2 separate regions of the Homo sapiens genome follow, and region 1 is linked to region 2. The links are chromatin loops, found by intact Hi-C in ENCODE. Cell type or tissue: B cell. All regions are shown on one strand. Links, peaks and the distances in the headings refer to the core of each region. The heading gives the core; the rest is flanking DNA. Region 1 has its middle 41 kb from the start of C13orf42. Region 2 overlaps EBPL (EBP like).

The links. A loop is a pair of places that touch in the nucleus more often than their neighbours do. Peaks named below come from ENCODE experiments on the same cell type or tissue, not always from the same donor. Only the 100,000 strongest peaks of a DNase experiment are listed, where the experiment ranks them.
Region 1: a loop joins it to region 2, with 8 times the contacts of the local background. A loop is called at or near these places in 18 of 110 quality-filtered maps.

The regions. Positions count from the first base shown.
Region 1 is chr13:51,068,623-51,071,424 of GRCh38, reverse strand. No RefSeq gene overlaps it. Among named protein-coding and RNA genes, the nearest start is that of C13orf42, 41 kb to the left of the region's middle. In B cell, for the core only: CTCF peaks have their summits at 967 and 1,166 (motif pointing right); a DNase peak (open chromatin) is centred at 1,184.
Region 2 is chr13:49,668,765-49,671,566 of GRCh38, reverse strand. It overlaps EBPL (EBP like), which reads left to right. Exons shown (of 4, transcript NM_032565.5): 2 at 1,721-1,790. Among named protein-coding and RNA genes, the nearest start is that of EBPL, 21 kb to the left of the region's middle. In B cell, for the core only: a CTCF peak has its summit at 1,670 (motif pointing left); a DNase peak (open chromatin) is centred at 1,656.

The DNA of each region.
Region 1 (2,802 bases), core at 136-2,635, 1.4 Mb before region 2:
TGTAGCAGAAGCCCACGGGCAGCTGAAGTGTCATTCATGACTTAGGTGCTCCTTTCACTGAGTGGTCTCTGGCCTGCACTGGGTGGGAGTGCGGATGGACTCTGGATCCCGAGTACCCCCTCATGCAAAGAAAAAACTACCCAGCCTCACCCTGTCTCACACGGTCTCATCCAAGCTGCAGGCCTGAGGCCCTGGCTGTGTAAAAGTGGGCAGATGATTTAGGCCCTCTACGCCTTATTTTTCTCAAATGGGAATTGGGCACGATAATAACATTTCCTAACATATAGTGTCATGGTGAAGGTTAAATGAATTTACACCTGTTAAAGTGCCTGGTAGATAGTAACTGTTAACTATTGTCATAATGAAAGAATGTTGATTTGCTATCACTTAGGATATTCAAAAATTGTGCCACACACTCTGAAAGTAGCTGTAAAAGAGAAATTCTCAAAATGTTTCAATTGGAGGAAGTACAGTCTCCTGAGAAAGCTGTTTTGAAGAAGACAGCACTGCACCGACTTGTGGTTAAGATTGGGCTCATGGGACCCTCATGAGCACCTGATAGCATAATGCACATAAAGCCCTTGGCCTGGTGTCTGGCAGAGTAAGCACAATAAATATTCAGTTCATATTATTATTATTATTAGGGCTCTCAAAATACATAAATCTGCAAGTTACATTCAGTTGGTTACAATGTAACAATCCTTTTTTGTCATGCCTCCTTATATATAGTCCCCAGATCACCTGGTTTATTTGCAACTTTTCCTTTATCAAATGGAAGTATAGATTAGGTTAGATTTGAAGATTGTTGACTTTGGTCTTGAGGAGCCCTTACCTCGAGTGCCAGTGTTGCGAGACCTCACCTCCATTCTTGCCTGGGTTCTGTACATAATGTACAAAGTCAGATGTATATTCTCTTTGCAGTTCTGGGACCACTGCACCTGGAGAAGGTTGTAGCCTCATTTTACACTGAGGGGCACTATCACTTGGGAAAGACAGAGGACTTTTTCATGATTACTCCAGACCTCAAGTACCAGTTGCAGGGTGAAGACTCAGACTTGAGCCCAGTCCTCTGAGCCATGATCCTGCACCTGGTCAGGATTTGTGAGTCTTCAGAGCCACACACCTCCTGCCTCCCTTCCTGCGGGAATGACTTACACAGCGTCCTGTTGGCATGTGGGGCTTTGGCCACACGGTGGCGCTTTACGCTCAGCAATCCCGCTGGTCCTCTTAATGCATCGCTGAAGATTTGAAAATCAAACTGAAAAGGAAAGAGCCCTGCCCTCTAGTTCTTAGAATACACAGATATCATTGTCAACGAGTATGGGGCCGTTAGCAATTGAGGAGGTGAGCTGGGTTCACTAGCTGGTTACCACCCTGTAGGAAATGCCTCAGTTCTTGCTGGTTTCATCCATCCTAAGGGGAAATCAAAGGACCTCTTGTCTGAAATCAAAGGATTCAGAATTCCACATTCAGAGCCCATTTTCAGGTGTTTTTCACAACATTGTACTCAACCACATGTGTGAATCAAACCTCACTTTCCAGTGTGGCTGATGAAATAAAATGGGCTCACATAAGCCAGAGTTTTGACATTCCTGGAAAAAGAGATTTTTTTTCTGAAGATATTGTCTGACTCCAAGACAGGCCTAAACCTCTTCCAGAAAAAAGAGAGGGGTTAACAGCAGCTAGTTTTATTCTTCTCTTGAAGGTGATATAGGACATAGGCCTGGTTGTGAATACCAGCTCTGACACTAACTAGTTTTGGAGCCTCAAGGAAGCTACTTCATGTCTCTTCACCTCAATGCTCCCATCAGTCAAGGGTGTTTATGATAATAGGACCTACACTATAGGATTGTGGTAAGGCTGAATTAATATTAAGTAGAACGAAATGCAAGTGGTTCAGTTCGTTCAATTCTAAAGTCTTTGACCTGTAAAAAATGGCAATTTCATGTGGCTCATTCTAAAACATGGAAAGTGCTTTGTGCCAGGCATATTGTGAGGCTTGGTGAAAGTGAGTGATTATTATTACAGCTGGCATGAAAAGAGTACAAGCACTTACTATGAACATTTAGGAAAACAAACCGCCCTGTCTTCTGGTTATTTTTTTCCTGAAGATTCTTACTGATAGCTGACTCAGTTGTTGCTGCATACTAAAGTTTCTAATACGCAAATATGCCAAAAGAGATCTGGCTGTTTATCATAGCTCCACCTTTAGCCAGGTTATCCCAGCCTCAAGACATCTTTCAATGAGATATTAATCCTACCAAGGGAGAAAACTCAAGGCCATCCCAGTACCACCTGCCACACGAGTAAAGCTGAACTCTTTCATTCTGTGCCTCTGCGGTCCCTAGGTGATGGAGACCTCCCTCTGCAGAGCCTGCCTCTCAGAGAGCACTCTATGCCTTGGACTGATGTGGAAATTGATCCTCTCAGTCCCTCTGAAGCACACACATCAAAGTTGAACTGTTCTATGTCCTTTTCCTTCTTAGGTGAATACTAGCTAATCTGTTCAGCCAAAGGAATATATTTTTATTCTGTCAGAAGTTTCCCAAGTTGTAGCTAAAAGGAATGAGAATTTCAGAGACCTGGCAGGCCTGGGGGGTGGGGGGTGGGGGCGTATTTTTTAACAGACGGGCCTCTGGGAGCCCAGCTTCAGCCACACCCTGTCTTGTGTCCGGGGACACCTTCCTCTGCTGATGTAGGCCTTGGAAAGAAAGCCAGCAGCGGCTCAGAAGCCAGGCAGTCTGAGGTAGACTGGGGGCAACAAATCAACCACAGGAAAGGCTTCCTACCAGGAATGAGGCA
Region 2 (2,802 bases), core at 254-2,753:
AATAAAAAATTGGCTGGTAAAAATAAAGTGTTGCAAAGTAAGTGGACTGGGGAGTACTTATTTGTTAAAAACACAGCTATTTTTCTCATATGATTTTTTTAATGTCCTTTAAGGGATATGATTTTTGGAGCCTGGCACGGTGACTCACACCTGTAATCCCAGCACTTTGGGAGGCCGAGGTGGGGAAATCACTTGAGGCCAGGAGTTTAAGACCAGCCTGGCCCACATGGTGAAATCCCATCTCTACTAAAAATAACAAAAATTAGCTGAATGTGGTGTCACACGCCTGTGGTCCCAGCTACTTGAGAGTCTGAGGCACTGGAATCGCTTGAACCCGGGAGGCGTAGGTTGCAGTGAGCTGAGGTTGCACCACCACACTCCAGCCTATCTTCAGCTTCAGAGTGAGACTATCTCAGAAAAAGAAAACAAAGGATACTTCATTTGCAGCATTATCCTTAAATGACACAGGAGTCAGGATACGGGATCCCTAAGGAAAGAAATTGTGGCCCATTACAGTGAACGCTGTTTCCATAATCACAACATTGTAAATGCTGTTAATTGGCTTTTTCAGCTTTTAGAATCCAGTTACAGATAAAACAGGGAAAACAAATATGTTTAGAGAACAAGAAAGGACATGTAATCAGTCTCAACAATGCACAAGCAAACTGGACAGAAATTGAGAGTTGGGAACAGGGTGCGGGGAGCCTGGTAGAGGCTGTCATACTCTTTCGTGGTTTAGAAGCCCAGAGACTGCACAAAATTGATGAGTGAGTGAGCTGAGGTTTTCAGTTTTTTTACTTAAGTTACAAATTTGTGTAAGTAATAGAATAATATATCAGAAACTCGAAGGACTGGAAACGGGAGAGGAAGGAGTATCAATCAAACAATAGCTTTTCCTGCTAGTAGTCGAAGGAAATAGCAGTGTAAGTATATTATGAAATCACCGCGGGAACTGCAAAGAGATGTGATTGAGAGTGGTGACCTCTGGGGTGGCAGGACCCAGTTTTAATGTCATACAAATGATTGTTTAAAAGGAATGAGAAAAAAGTTTTATTGACCAGCAGCAAAATTTGTTCAAAGGAGCAACATGACAATTACATATCCCAGTGGCTTCTAGCTGTTTAGTTTTAGAAATCTTAGGCAAAGAAGCACTTCAGTGATGGGAAAATACTAACTGTAATTGCAGATATTTTATTACCTGAATGTTAAATGTAGCCTGTAACTGTTTTAAATCTTCCTAAACTTGCCCTTATATAGGAGAAGGGGGGAGGATTGCTCAATGCTGGTATAAACTTGATTGCCTTTCTCTTTAAGATCTTAGATTTTTTTGAGTTAAAAAAAAGTGAACTTCTGTGGGGTTCTCCGCAAAGACTTAAGATCCCTGGAATAATCTAGAGCTTACTCTATTTAATACAGTAGTTAAACTCTTATGCAAAAATTTCACTTTTTCCACATAAGAACACATCTCTGCTTTTACAGTGCCAATCATTGAAAAACAACATTAATTGTACATTAGGGTGAGACATACCCATTTCCAAGGTCCAGGTAACCAGGTCCCAAGATTGTATCCCACAAGGTTGTATGGATGTTTCCAGGCTGTGGCCAGGATGTGAGCCATGGAGAAGGGTGGGGGATGGAGCCAGGCAATGCCATGTGTCTACAGTGCCATCCTGTGGTTGTGATGCTGTATTAGAGCATGTCTTCATTTTCTCCTCTCTAGGAAGGCCCTTTTGTCTACTTGTCTTTAGTAGGAAACGTTGCAAATTCCGATGGCTTGATTGCTTCTTTATGTAAGTAATTAAAAACGTTTGCGTTTGAAATGTTGGAGGAGGTTTATTGCAAGTGTGACTGTCAAACGCCTCTATTATATACTGTATGACTTCATTTATATGAAATGTCCAGAATAGGTGAGTCTGTAGAGATACTGTAGATTACTGGTTGCGTGGGAATGAGGGTAGGGGTGGGGGTGTTGGGGGGAAATGAGGAGTGACTGCTAATGGGCACGGATTTCTTTTTGGGGTAATGAAATGTTCTAAAATTAGATTGTGGTGATTCAAACCTGTGATTCTACTAAAACCAATTATTTAAATAGGTAGATTGTGTGGCATGTGAATTACATCTTAATAAAGCTATTATATTAAACAATATTTGAGCCTGGGCAACATAGCAAGACCCTATCTTTAAAAAAAGTTTTTTAAATGAGCCAGGTGTGGTGGTGCACACCTGTAGTCCCAGCTACTCAGGAGGCTGAGGCGGGAGAATCTTTTGAGCCCAGGAGTTCAAGGCTGCATTGAGTCACAGTTGCACCACTGCACTCCAGCCCGGGCGACAGAGCAAGAGTCCATCTCTAAAAAACAATACATAAAATAAAAAATGTTGGTAGTGAATGGCCGGGCATGGTGGCTCACGCCTGTAATCCCAGCACTTTGGGAGGCTGAGGCAGGTAGATCACCAGGTCAGGAGATGGAGACTATCCTGGCTAACACGGTGAAATCCTGTCTGTGCTAAAAATATAAAAAATTGGCTGGGCGTGGTGGCGGGCCCCTGTAGTCCCAGGTACTTGGGAGGCTGAGGCAAGAGAATGGCGTGAACCCAGGAGGTGGAGCTTGCAGTGAGCCGAGATCACGCCACTGCACTCCAGTCTGGGTGACAGAGCAAGACTCCCTCTCAAAAAAAAAAAAAAAATGTTGGTAGTGAGTGCAGATGGAAGAGCTTGTGGGGTTTAAACTGGGTGGTTTTCCCATACTTTTAATATCAACTTTCTTTTTATTGTACATATATATTTGTGGTCTTGTAGATCCT